Linked DNA regions of Homo sapiens: region 2 is linked to region 1. Evidence: read pairs that join two places in POLR2A ChIA-PET (ENCODE). Cell type or tissue: B cell. All regions are shown on one strand. Each heading gives the region's core, and the rest is flanking DNA. Links, peaks and the distances in the headings are about the cores only. Region 1 has its middle 8.8 kb from the start of MIR6088. Region 2 overlaps VASP (vasodilator stimulated phosphoprotein).

What was found. Peaks named below come from ENCODE experiments on the same cell type or tissue, not always from the same donor. Only the 100,000 strongest peaks of a DNase experiment are listed, where the experiment ranks them.
Region 2: POLR2A ChIA-PET joins it to region 1 with 7 read pairs; 6 of 35 experiments call an interaction of 5 or more read pairs at or near these places.

What each region holds. Positions count from the first base shown.
Region 1 is chr19:45,442,301-45,448,581 of GRCh38, forward strand. It overlaps a transcript of ERCC1 not described here. Among named protein-coding and RNA genes, the nearest start is that of MIR6088, 8.8 kb to the left of the region's middle. RefSeq lists a silencer at 1,970-2,169. In B cell, for the core only: no CTCF peak of the experiment used is centred there; DNase peaks (open chromatin) are centred at 1,361 and 2,151; H3K4me3 peaks cover 1,549 bases; H3K27ac peaks cover 1,554 bases.
Region 2 is chr19:45,510,156-45,516,436 of GRCh38, forward strand. The region is part of intron 1 of VASP (vasodilator stimulated phosphoprotein); the gene reads left to right. Among named protein-coding and RNA genes, the nearest start is that of VASP, 5.8 kb to the left of the region's middle. In B cell, for the core only: no CTCF peak of the experiment used is centred there; no DNase peak of the experiment used is centred there; H3K4me3 peaks cover 258 bases; H3K27ac peaks cover 2,463 bases.

The sequences.
Region 1 (6,281 bases), core at 1,206-3,705:
CAGAGACCCTGTCTCAAAAAAAAAAAAAAGAAAAAGAAAAAAAGTTTTGGTAACTACAAAAGGGTATACCTTGGAAAAGTAAATTTCCCTCCCACTCTGATCCCCACTTCTCAATATTAACTATTTTTTATGTATCTTGGCCAGTAGGATTCACTGAGCTCTCACGATGTCCCTGGCCTATGCAAAGCCCATCACAGAAATGAAGTGGCTGGAATCATTCAGCACTCAGTGAGTAGGCCAGACCCCATTGCTATGCCCATTTTAGAGATGGGAAAACTGAGGCTTGGAGAGGTGCAAGGATGTGTCCTTTTGAGGGCCCGGTTCTGAAGGCTTTTCAAAGTTGAGGCAAGGAAGTGGATGAGATCAAAGAGGCAAGGTTCAGGCCAGGATACAAATCCCAGGGAGGGTGACAGGGGTGGGGAGTCAAGGAAGGCTGCCTGGAAGAAGACTAAGGGTAGCCAGGAAGGCATCTTCCAGAACCTTCTGATGGAGGGCTTGGATGGAAGTAGATAACTCTGTTTGGCAGGCTGAGGAACCACCAGCAGCAGGGCGTGGCCCCTCCTCAGACCCACAGCACCCCAGAGGTATGTATAGAAGAAGCAGGCTGCTTAATGACATCTCAGGGACACATCTCGGTGATAGCACAGCCGGCTTAGTTATGACGTCTGAGTGATTTGCCAACTGCCTTAAGACCAGCATCCCTAGTCATGCCCCGCGGGGGGGATGAAGATAAGAGGAAGTGACAGGCCATCGGGGGAGGAAGGGGAGATGCAGTCACACACAGACCAGGGACTCAGGAGCTGAGGGATGTGTGGTGCCCTCTGCACTAGGGAGGGGTCTCCCAGCTGCCTGGATGTGAGGGTCCATCTTATTGATTTGTCTAGTGAAGGAGGCCAGGCTCCAAGGAGGTATGGCTGTAGTCAGTCACACTCAGTTTGGGATGGGGTCCGCCCAGGGGCTGCAAGGATCAGTCACTGCTGTGTCCCCATCACCTAAGGCAGTAACTGGGACACAGCCGGCGCTCCATACATCTTACTGAATGAATGAATCGAATGAAAAGGGTCAGCACCGTCTGGGACTCAGTTTACCCTCGCGGTCATTGGGCTGCTTCAACCAAGGGGATCGCTAAGAACACCCCTCCCCACCTTGGGTCCCAGATCCCAGATCGCCAGTGAGTAAGAAAACGGGTTCGCGCCGTTGGTGGACTCCGCCCACTTGTGACGTCACGAGCCGCTCCCCCAGGATCCCGACCCAGGCGTCTCCCTTGGGATGGGGGCGGAGAGGAACCCGGGAGTCCAGACTCAGGCCCCGCCCCCGGGAGCAGGCGGGCCGGGCAGGGTTACACAACCCGTCGTCGCGTCCCGAGGGAAGTCGCCGGATGTCCTGGCCGGGCCGGGGACAATGGGCAAGGAGGGCCCCTCCCGCAGGAACCTGGAAGTGGCAGGGGCTCCCCCTCTTCTGATTCACCCTTGTTTCCGGCCCGGTTTAGCCTCCTTCTCCCTGGGGATCCTATCTCCTCCCAACTCTACCCTCCTGTGGCCCTGCAGTTCGGTTCTTTCTCCGAACCGGCAAACCTCTCTCCTCTACACCCCGTACCCCGTCCTTTCACACCTTCCCAACGCCCCCCGAAACTCTCTGCCCTCACACTCATCGCTTGTAATTCCCGAATCCCCTAAACTTCCAGTGTCCCCGGTCCTTCCTTCACTCATCCATACCGGGCCCCTCTTCCCACCCCCTCAACTACCCCCACTATCCTGCCCAGGCCCTCCCAATCCCCTCCCCGGGCTCCCCCAAGCTTTCCTCAATATCTCCCAGCCCTCCCTAGCCCCCGACTCACCCGCTTCCCTCCAACTGACCCCAATACACTCTCTTGTCCTCCTAATCCCAGCCTCCCGCAGTTCCCTCCTGTCTCCTCGAACTGCCCCATGTCCCTACCTCATCTCCCCAAATCCTGTTCCCCATTTCCCCCCCTCCCCCAGCCAGCCGCTTCGCCCCCCACCCCGGAGCCCCTCCCCGCCCCTAGGCCCAAGGCCGGCCCGCGCCCCTCCCGGGCGCGCTCCCACGCCCGGCGCGGGTTCCCAGGCCGCCCCCCCGCGGTGGCCCAGAGACCCAGTTTGCTGCGGCAAAACACTGGTCTCCAGGCAACAGGCCCCGCCCCGCCCCAGGGCCGCCAGATGAGGCTGGGCGGTCAGGAGGCCACCGGGCCGGGACGGAGCACCCAGGCCTGCGCGCCAAACCCTCGGCCTTGGCCCCCAGAGGCCTCAGGGCGCAGAAACCCGGAGACTGAGGCGCAGCAAAGAGGAGATACAGAGATCAGGGCCCCGGAGCAAGAAATTCGGAGACATGCGTGGAGGCCGAAGCAACAGGGAACTGTCGGGGCGCAGAGATATAAGGAAAGACCACGCGACAGATCGAACAAGGACGGGGCCCAGAAATAAGCACAGAAATAATGCAGTTACACACGGGCAACACCGAGGCCGGCAGGGACGCCCCTGATGGCAGAATAATCCATCTTTAGTCCTCAGGACCTTTGCACTCAGTTCGAGGGACTTCCCCTCTCTGACTCTGTTTCTGTATTTGTAAAATGGGGACATTAATACGCAGCGCTTAGCAAATCAGGCTGTTCTGACGATTCAGTGAATTCGCAGACCCAGAGCTTGTAGCACAATTCCTGGCATGTACACTCATCATTCATTCATTCAACCGATTTTTTGTTGTTGTTGTTATTGTTGTCTGAGAGGAGTTTCGCTCTGTGGCCCAGGCTGGAGTGCAATGGTACCATCTGGGCTCACTGCAACCTCCGCCTCCTGAGTTCAAGCAATTCTCCTGCCTCAGCCTCCCAGGTAGCTAGGATTACAAGCCTGTGCCTCCACGCCCAGCTATTTCTTGTATTTTTAGTAGAGACACGGTTTCACCATGTTGGCCAGGCTGGTCTGAACTCCTGACCTCAAGTGATCCACCCACCTTGGCCACCCAAAGTGCTGGGATTAGAGGTGTGAGCCACGGCACCTGCCCCAATCAACAGGTATTTATTGAGCATCTACTATACGCCAGGCACTGGTAAAGACTGTGAGAATGCAGTATTGAACAAGACAAAGCTCTCTGTTCTGGAAGCTTACTCTTTGGAAATTGGAAGGGGGATGACCAACAATAAATGAACAAATGAGCAAATTAAGCAAATTATATAGTACTTTGGAAAGTAGTAAGTGCTGGGAAAAGCAGAGACAGGGGGTTGGGGGTTGCTATTTTAAATGGGATGGTCAGGGAAGGCCTAAATGAGAAGGTGATGTTTGAGCAAAGACTAGAAGTTGGTTTGGGAGAAGCCATGCAGATATGTGGCCTAAGCAAGTGCAAAGGGTGTAAGGTGAAGACATGTCTGGTGTGTTGGAGGAACACGGAGGCAGCTAGTGTGGGTGGACAGAGAGAACGTGGGGAGGGCACTGGAGCAGAAGAGGTCAGAGAGACTAAGGGCTGATCCCGCAGGGCCCGATGGGCTGAGGTGAAGTCTTTTACAGAGTGGGTCAGGAGCTATGGGAGGGTTTTGAGCAAAAGAGGGATGTGAACTGTTTCTTATTTGTTAATTAATTTATTTATTTATTTATTTTGAGACAGAGTTTCTTTCTTGCTGCCCAAGCTGGAGTGCAATGGCGTGGTCTCGGCTCACTGCAACCTCCGCCTCCTGGGTTCAAGCGATTCTCCTGCCTCAGCCTCCCAAGTAGCTAGGATTACAGGCTCGTGCCACCACGCCTGGCTAATTTTTTTTTTGCATTTTTATAGAGATGAGGTTTCACTCAACCCAATGTTGGCCAGGCTGGTCTCGAACTCCTGACCTCAGGTGATTTGCCCACCTCAGCCTCCCAAAGTGTTGGGATTACAGGCGTGAGCCACCGCGCCTGGCTTGTTTTTTATTTTAACAGGGTCCTTTGGGTTGTAGGTGGGGAATAGACTTTGGAGGACAAGTGTGGAGTCAGGGAGACCAGTCACTGTCATGGTCCAGTTGAGTCCAATGGTGACTTGGACTAGGAGGTAGTAGGGATCGATTCTGGAGGCCTTTGAGTTAAGAGAGGCAAAATTTGCTGACAAGCACATTCATAGCAAGCCATCAGTAGATGGCAGCACTTTCCATTATGTTAGGTGGTACTCACCACATCCCCATAAAAGTTAACATCCCTATTTTACAGATGTGCAAACTGAGGCCCAAAGAGGTCGCTTAACTTGCCTAAGGTCTCACGGCTCAGTCTAGCTCCAAAGATGGTACCCCTCTATTGGGACGGCTATTCCCAAGCCCACACACCCGAACATAACACTCTCAGTGCCTAGATTTACATCTAAACCTGTACTCATCCATGTGGGCCCCAGGACTCCCGGAGCCATGTCCTCATCAGTCACATGGAGCCGGTGTAGAAAGTAGGAGCTGGGCCGGGAGAGGTGGCTCACAACTGTAATCCCGGAACTTTGGGAGGCCAAGGCGGGCAGATCACGAGGTCAGGAATTCGAGACCAGCCTGACCAACATGGTGAAACCTCATCTCTACTAAAAATACAAAAATTAGCTGAGCGCAGTGGCAGGCGCCTGTAATCTCAGCTACTCAGGAGGCTGAGGCAGGAGAATCATTTGAACCCGGGAGGTGGAGGTTGCAGTGAGCCAAGAACGCGCCATTGCACTCCAGCCTGGGTGACAGGGTGAGACTCTGTCTAAAAAAAAAGAAAAGAAAAGAAAGTAGGAGCCAGATGGGGAGAATGCTGGCCCAGGACACTTGCTTAGAGGCAGGTTGGCACAGGCACAGAGGGTCCACCCAGAACCTCCCAGCCCAGCATCTGGCTCCCACATCCAATCACGGCCTAGGCCTGGCACACCCCAGCACTACGTGCAGCAACATGTGAAACACAGTCACGCATACACACGGAAATGTGGCCTTCTGCTCTGGGAATGCATTTTCAGGCAGTGTGCAGAAAACACAGATTTGCTTCTTTTTTTTTTTTTTTTTTTTTTGAGACAGAGATTTGCTCTTGTCATCCAGGCTGGAGTACAGTGGCGGGATCTAGGCTCACTGCAACGTCTCCCTTTCAGGTTCAAGCGATTCTCCTGCCTCAGCCTCCTGAGTAGCTGGAACTACAGGCACGTGCCACCACACCCAGCTAATTTTGTATTTTTAGTAGAGACAGGGTTTCACCATGTCGGTCAGGCTGGTCTTGAACTCCTGACCTCAGGTGGTCCACCTGCCTCCGCCTCCCAAAGTGATGGGATTACAGGCGTGAACCACTGTGCCGGGCGTCTATCTCTTTATGTCTCTGTATCTCTCTGTTTTCTTTTCTTGTCTCTATCTCTGACCTTTGTCTCACTCTGACCCAGCTCTGTCTCTCTCACGCCTCCACACTCAGGATCCTCTAACTGCCGCAGAATGACTCTTGTCCCTGGCTGTGTGTTTCCATAGGACCTCACCTATTATGTACCATGAGAACCTGGCCTCTGGACAGGTGTGTCCAGCCCCAGGTCGGCAATTCTGGCTGGTTGCTCAGAATCACCTGGGGAGTAACTCACATAGCATAATTCTCTGGGCTTCTTTCTCTGAGATTTTTTTTTTTTTTTGAGATAGTATCTTGCTCTGTCACCCAGGCTGGAGTGCAGTGGCACAATCTCAGTTCACTGCAACCTCTGCCTCCCAGGTTCAAGTGATTCTCCTGCCTCAGTCTCCCAAGTAGCTGGGACTACAGGTGTATGCCACCAAGCCTGGCTAATTTTTGTATTTTTAGTAGAGACGGGGTTTCGCCATGCTGGCCATGCTGGTCTCAAACTCCTAACCTCAGGTGATCCACCCACCTCGGCCTCCCAAAGTGTTGGGATTACAGGCATAAGCCATCGCGCCCGGTCGTCTTTCTCTGAGATTCTGACCCACAGCTTGTGGGTGTGGAACTGGAGGAACCCACCTTTAAAATACTCCCCAGTGACTGGGACCCCTGCCTGCTTGTACTAGTTACTGCATCTGATTTTACAGACAGAGAAGAGTCAAGGCCCAGAGAGCAGACAGCTCACCCCAACATCACACAGCAGTCAGCTGCGAGGGGCTTGGTGCTACTCAGATTTCTCCTAAGAATGTTTGGAAACAACCTGAGGGAGAGTTAAGTAATAAAGGAAAATCACAAACAGAGACAGAGACCCAGAAAGGGACTCACGGGAATAAAAGCAGAAAGTGACAGAGATACATAGAGATGATGAGACAGAGACAGAGAGATCAGAGATAGGGTTCAGAAAAAAAGAAGAGAGAGGCTGGGCACAGTTGC
Region 2 (6,281 bases), core at 1,692-4,191, 68 kb after region 1:
TTTGATCAAGCATCTATTTTATGTGGGGCATTTTTGTGCCTGACAGCAATTCTGGCTGGTTTTTTTGTTGGTTTGTTTGTTTGTTTTGAGACGGAAATTTTGCTCTTGTTGCCCAGGCTGTTGTGAAATGGCATGATCTCGGCTCACTGCAACCTCCGTCTCCTGGGTTCAAGCGATTCTCCTCCTCAACCTTCCGAGTAGCTGGGACTACAGGTGCCTGCCACCATGCCCGGCTAATTTTTATATTTTTAGTAGAGATAGGGTTTCACCGTGATGGCCAGGCTGGTCTCGAACTCTTAACCTCAGGTGATCCACCCGCCTCGACCTCCTAAAGTGTTATTATTACAGACGTCAGCCACCACACCTGGCCCCTCATGGCAGTTCGAACAATGATACTATTACAACCTTGTGGCCTCCCCACCCCGGTACTCAGTTTATAGATGGGGAAACTGAGGCACAGGAAAGTTAGGCAAGGTGCCTATTAAACTCAAACAGGGCCAGGCGCCGGGGCTCATGCCTGTAATCCTAACACTTTGGGAGGCCAAGGCAGAAGGATCGCTTGAGCCCAGGAGTTTGAGAACAGCCTGGGCAATATGGTGTAACCCCGTCTCTACAAAATATACAAAAATTAGCTGGGTGTGGTGGCATGCGCCTGTAGTTCCAGCTACTCTGGAGGCTGAGGCGAGAGGATCGTTTGAGCTGGGGAGGTTGAGGCCGCAATGAGTCATATTCTTGCCACTGCACTCCAGCCTGGGTGACAAAGTGAGACCCTGTCTCAAAAAAAAAAAAAAAATAGAGATAACATGCTTTCCGTGTTCTTAATGAAGAAAAAGAAAAAAAAAAAGGAACGTGCTTTCACTGTGAAAACTCTTAAGATAATTCAGATAAGCCAAATGAAACCGAAGCTGCAACATTTATCTTCCTATTCACTTATGGGAAACTGAGGCCCACCAGGAGGAAGGGACTAGAGTAGCCCCATCCCCGACAAAAGAAGATTTGTCGTTTGGAAGGGTGGTGTATATGTATCATAGGTTTTATGGTATAAGGAGGGTATGGGCTAAGTCTTGGGTTCAGGGGACAGTGAAGGGAAGGGTAAGACTGCAAGTTTTGTGAAAACCGGATTCACCATGCTTGATTACCTCTGGTGATGGGAAGCTCTCTCCTTCATGTGGAGCGTGTACCAAGTTACAGTTCCTGCGTTTAGGGCTTTTTGTCCATTATCTCTTTTAATCCTTACAATGAACCCAGTGAGTTATTGTTTCCAGGGCTGGAAACTGAGTTTCAGAGAGGCAAAGCCACACAACAAGGAGGCAACTTGAACCGTCTTTTCATCCGCCATGTGCTAGAGTTTTCCAAAATGTGGGGACTTGCAGGGAGGAGTGGGTCCTGGGCTGGCTGGAAAATTAAAGTGTTCTCATGTCCAATGGAGGGTTCTAGACTTCGGGAAAACACACTGGAAATGGGCAGAACTCCTTTCCATCTCACAGCCCCCGCACCCCCGTTTTATGGCTATGGGATTTTCGTTCTGGCTTTTGTGTAGTTTACAGTTTTATTTATTGAACTTAAGTAGTGAGTTAGGTTTTTATAGGTAATTTCAACCCATGATAAGAAAACAAATAATAAGCAGTTTGAAATACTTACTGAAATTATTGAAATGGTGGCTGGGCCTGGTGGCTTATGCCTGTAATCCCAGCACTTTGGGAGGTCGAGGCAGGCAGATCACCTGAGGTCAGGAGTTTGAGGCCAGCCTGGCCAATGTGGCAAACGCCCAAACCCCATCTCTACTGAAAATAGAAACATTAGCCTGGCGTGGTGGCACACGTTTGTAATCCCGGACACTCAGAAGGCTGAGGCAGGAGAATCGCTTGAACTCGGGAAGTGGAGGCTGGGAGGCTGAGGCAGGAGAATTGCTTGAACCTGGGAGGTGGAGGCTGCAGTAAGCTGAGATTACACCACTGCCAGCCTGGGTGCAGAGTGAGAGACTCTGTCTCAAAAGATAAATGGTACAAAATATTTGTTTCTTCCCTCCCCAGTTCCTGAGTTCCCCTCAATGGAGGCAGCCACAGTTAGTGTCTTGGGAAACAGTCTCTGCATATATCACCACTCTGAGTGCAGATATATTTATATATGCTCCTCACTGTTTTTTTTTTTGAGATGGAGTCTTGCTCTGTCGCCCAGGCTGGAGTGCAGTGGCGCGATCTCAGCTCACTGCAACCTCCACCTCCCAGGTTCAAGCAATTCTCCTGCCTCACCTCCTGAGTAGCTGGAATTACAGGCACGCGCCACCACGCCCAGCAAATTTTTCTATTTTTAGTAGAGACAGGGTTTCACCATGTTGGTCAGGCTGGTCTCAAACTCCTGACATCAAGAGGTCCGCCTGCTTCGGCCTCCCAAAGTGCTGGGATTACAGGCTTGAGCCACTGCGCCTAGCCTACCTTTTTTGTTTGTTTGTTTTTGTTTTTGAGACGGAGTCTTGCTCTGTCCCCCAGGCTGGGGTGCAGTGGCGTGATCTTGGCTCACTGCAACCTCCGCCTCCTGGGTTCACGTGATTCTCCTGCCTCAGCCTCCCAAGTAGCTGGGATTACAGGCGCCCGCCACCACGCCTGGCTAATTTTTTGTATTTTTAGTAGAGACGGGGTTTCGCTATGTTGCCCAGACTGGTCTCAAACTCCTGACCTTGTGATCCGCCTGCCTTGGCCTCCCAAAGTGCTGGGATTACAGGCATGAGCCACCGCACCCGACCTTTTTTTTGGTTTTGTAAAGCCTCTGATCAACACTACCTTGTACTTTGGCTTTTAAAAATTTCAATTTAGCTCTGCTTCTTCATCTTTAAATGAAGTTAAGAACTTGTGGGAACTTCGTTTCAACTATGAGCCCCTCTGCTTACTTGCTGTGTGATCTGGGGCAAGTGCCTTCACTCCTCTGTGCCTGCAATTCCCCCTTGTCAAAAGGGTGAGCGTCAGAGCCTATCCCATGAGGTTGTAGAGTCATGCAGCAGGGAAATTGGTGTCAAGCACCAAGAAGAGTGTCTGGGACCCAGGCTGACTGAGAAATGTTAGGTGTCCTAGGTAAAAGTTTGCCTTTTTTTGTGAGGGAGTCTTGCTCTGTGAGGGAGTCTTGCTCTGTTGCCCAGGCTGGAGTGCAAGTGACCTGAACAAGGCTCACTGCAGCCTCATCCTCTTGGACTCAAGTGATCCTCCTGCCTCACCCTCCTGAGTAGCTGGGACTACAGGCAAGCGCCACCACACCCAGCTAATTTTAAAGTTTTTTGTACAGACGGAGGTCACCATCTTGCCCAAGCTAGTCTCTCTCCTTTTTTTTTTTTTTTTTTTTTGAGACAGAGTCTCGCTCTGTCTCCCAGACTGGAGTGCAGTGGTCTGAGATCGGCTCACTGCAACTGCCTCCTGGGTTCAGTGATTCCCCTGCCTCAGCCTCCTGGGTAGCTGGGATTACAGGCATGAGCCACCATGCCTGGCTAATTTTTGTATTTTTAGTAGGCATAGGGTTTCACCATGTTGGCCAGGCTGGTGTCGAACTCTTGACCTCAAGAGATCCACCTGCTTTGGCCTCCCAAAGTTCTGGGATTACAGGCATAAGCCACCACACCCAGCCTTCCCAAGCCAATCTCAAACTCTTGGGCTCAAGTGATCCTCCTGCCTCAGCCTCCCAAAGTGCTGGGATTACAGGCGTGAGCCACCTCCCCTGGCCAAAGTTTGCCTTTTTTTACAGATGTTTCGTAACTATTGAGTCCCTACTATGTGTTGGACGCCATTCTAGGTTCTGGGGACACAGCAGTGAACAACTGGGACACAAATTTCTGCCTTTTTGGCAGCGGAGACAGACAAATATTGTGTTGGGCAGGGGTCACTGCTATGAAATGTGCAGCAGGGGATGAAAAGGAGAGAAGCGTTTCCAGCTAAGGGAGTGAGGGACGGCTTCTTGGAAGGGGTGACATCTAAGGAGAGACCTGAAAGTGGGGAGAGGCTAGGCCTGAGGAAGAAGCAGCACACAGGCCCGAGGCAGGAATGTGTCTGGCCTGCGGGAAGAGCAGCATGGGGGTAGGAGGTCTAGGGTCTGGAACAGAGTCCCCAAGGGACAGTGGAGCGGGAAGAAATGAGATCTGAGGACACACAGATCACGGAGGCCCTGGAGAGAACTTGGCATTGATTCCGTAGGAGCCTGGAGCCTTCAAGAAGAAGAAGAGACATCCCACCTTGTAGGTTTTTGTTAGTTTGTTTTGTTTTTTAGAGATGGGGGGTCTCACTGTGTTGCCCAGGCTGGTCTTGAACTTCTGGACTAAAGCAATCCTCCCGCCTCGGCCTCTCAAAGTGCTGGGATTACAGGCATGAGCCACCGTTCCCCGCCCCACCTCGTGTTTTAACAGGATCCTTCTGTTACAATGGGTATAGTGTTCCCTGGAGAGGGGCAAGACCACCCCTTGGTCACCCAGCAGGCGCCCTGTTCTCCGGCCAGTCCAGAGCCTCAGTAGGGCAGGGCTGCCTGGGAGAGCAAAGTGCAGCCAGGGCGGGGCAGCAGCAGCCCCGGGCTCCTGGCCAGAGTCGGCCCTGGGTGTGGGTGGCAGGTGTGGGTGAGGCCGAGGCCTTAACCCTGCCTTGCCAGGGGCAGCAGGAGCCAGAAACAGCCCCCGAGGCTGTGTTTGTCTGGAAAGGGCACCTGGTGTTTGGGTGGGGCCCACACAGTTCCCGGTGGTTAAGGCTTGGAAGCCTGAATTCACATCTTCACTCTATTCCTCAGTAGCTGTGTGACTGTGGGCAAGTCACTCAACCTCTCTGGGCCTCTAGTCCTCACCTGCAAAATTAGAATGAGTGGCTCTCTGGATAAGCTGCAGTGAGAATAAAATGAGTGACTTTGGGGGAGGGGCTTAAGGCCCCTGATCCACCTGAAATGCCTAGTAAGAGGGAGATGGCACAATTAGGTAAATTTGAGGGTCCCTACCCCAGGTCCCTACCCACAGCTGAGTCTGCCTAGGGACTTTCCCTGCCCTGACTTCCCAGCATCAGTGTCACACCCAGCCCCCAGCCCTCCTAGAGACAGAGGCTTTGCGGGGGGTGTCTAATTTCTGTCCCCGGAAACCTCTGACCACCAACTTCCCCATTTCAGGAAAAAGCCTGGTGTGGGTGGGGTGGGGAGGAGACCAGTGCTTCCCCTTCCCCTGTGTGACCTTGGGCAAGTCACTTCCTGTTTGAGTTCCTGTCTAGGCCTGAGTTTCCTCACTGGGGGAGAGGGGATTGAACCTCCCAGAGGGGCTGGTGGGAGGGTCCCGAGGGTTGTAGCTGTCCCGGGCCCCAGTGGTGCCCATGAGAGGGATGTTGACAGTTACTGAGCTCTCGGCGTGTGCTGGACGCTGTACCAAGCACTTAGCTTTTTTTCTTTTTTTTGAAACAGAGTTTCACTCTGTCGCCCAGGCTGGAGTGCAATGGCGTGATCTCAGCTCACTGCGGCCTCCACCTCCTGGGTTCAAGCGATTCTCCTGCGTCAGCCTCCTGAGTAGCTCAGACTACAGGTGCACACCACCACGCCCAGCTAATCTTTGTACGTTTTTGTAGAGACGGGATTTCACCATGTTGCCCAGGCTGGTCTCGAACACCTGAGCTCAAGCGATCCATTCACCTCAGCTTCCCAACATGCTGTAATTACAGGCGTGAGCCACCACACCCGGCTGTACCAAGCCCTTTAGGTGCCCAGATTCATGTGCCCCTCCCCCACTGCCCTGGAGGTGGGGACTGTCATTTTCCCAGTTCACAGGCAAGAAGAGGTCTTGAGTGGGAAGGTCATGTGCCTGAGTCACATGAAGTAGGTGGCTCAGTGGGGATTTGAACCCAGGTCTGGGGATATCAGCTCCTGAACTCTGCACCAGTTTACTGACACCTCCCACCCAGGCTAAGTCAGACGTTGCCTTTTCCAGGAAGTCCTGCCTGACTCTCCAGGCTGGGGCAGGCGTTCCTTCAGGGTACCCCCAGACCCTGGGCTCCTTGGTCCTAAACCTGGGTTGGTACCGTCTGGGGACAGCTGTGTCTCCCACACTGGACTGTGAGCCCCAGGAGGGTGGTGCCGGAGCTGTCTGGGTCACTGCTGTGTCTTCATCCCCAGCCCCACCCAATATAGGCCAGACACAGAGCAGGGAGTATCTGGGGAATGGCCGCTAGTGCCCTGGGGAGCCAGGCGAGGGGTGGGCAGCGGGAAGTCCCTTTGGAGGAAGAGCTCAGAGGTCTGGGATGGGTCCCCAACCTGCTGCAGGCCTCACACTTCCCCTCCCAAGC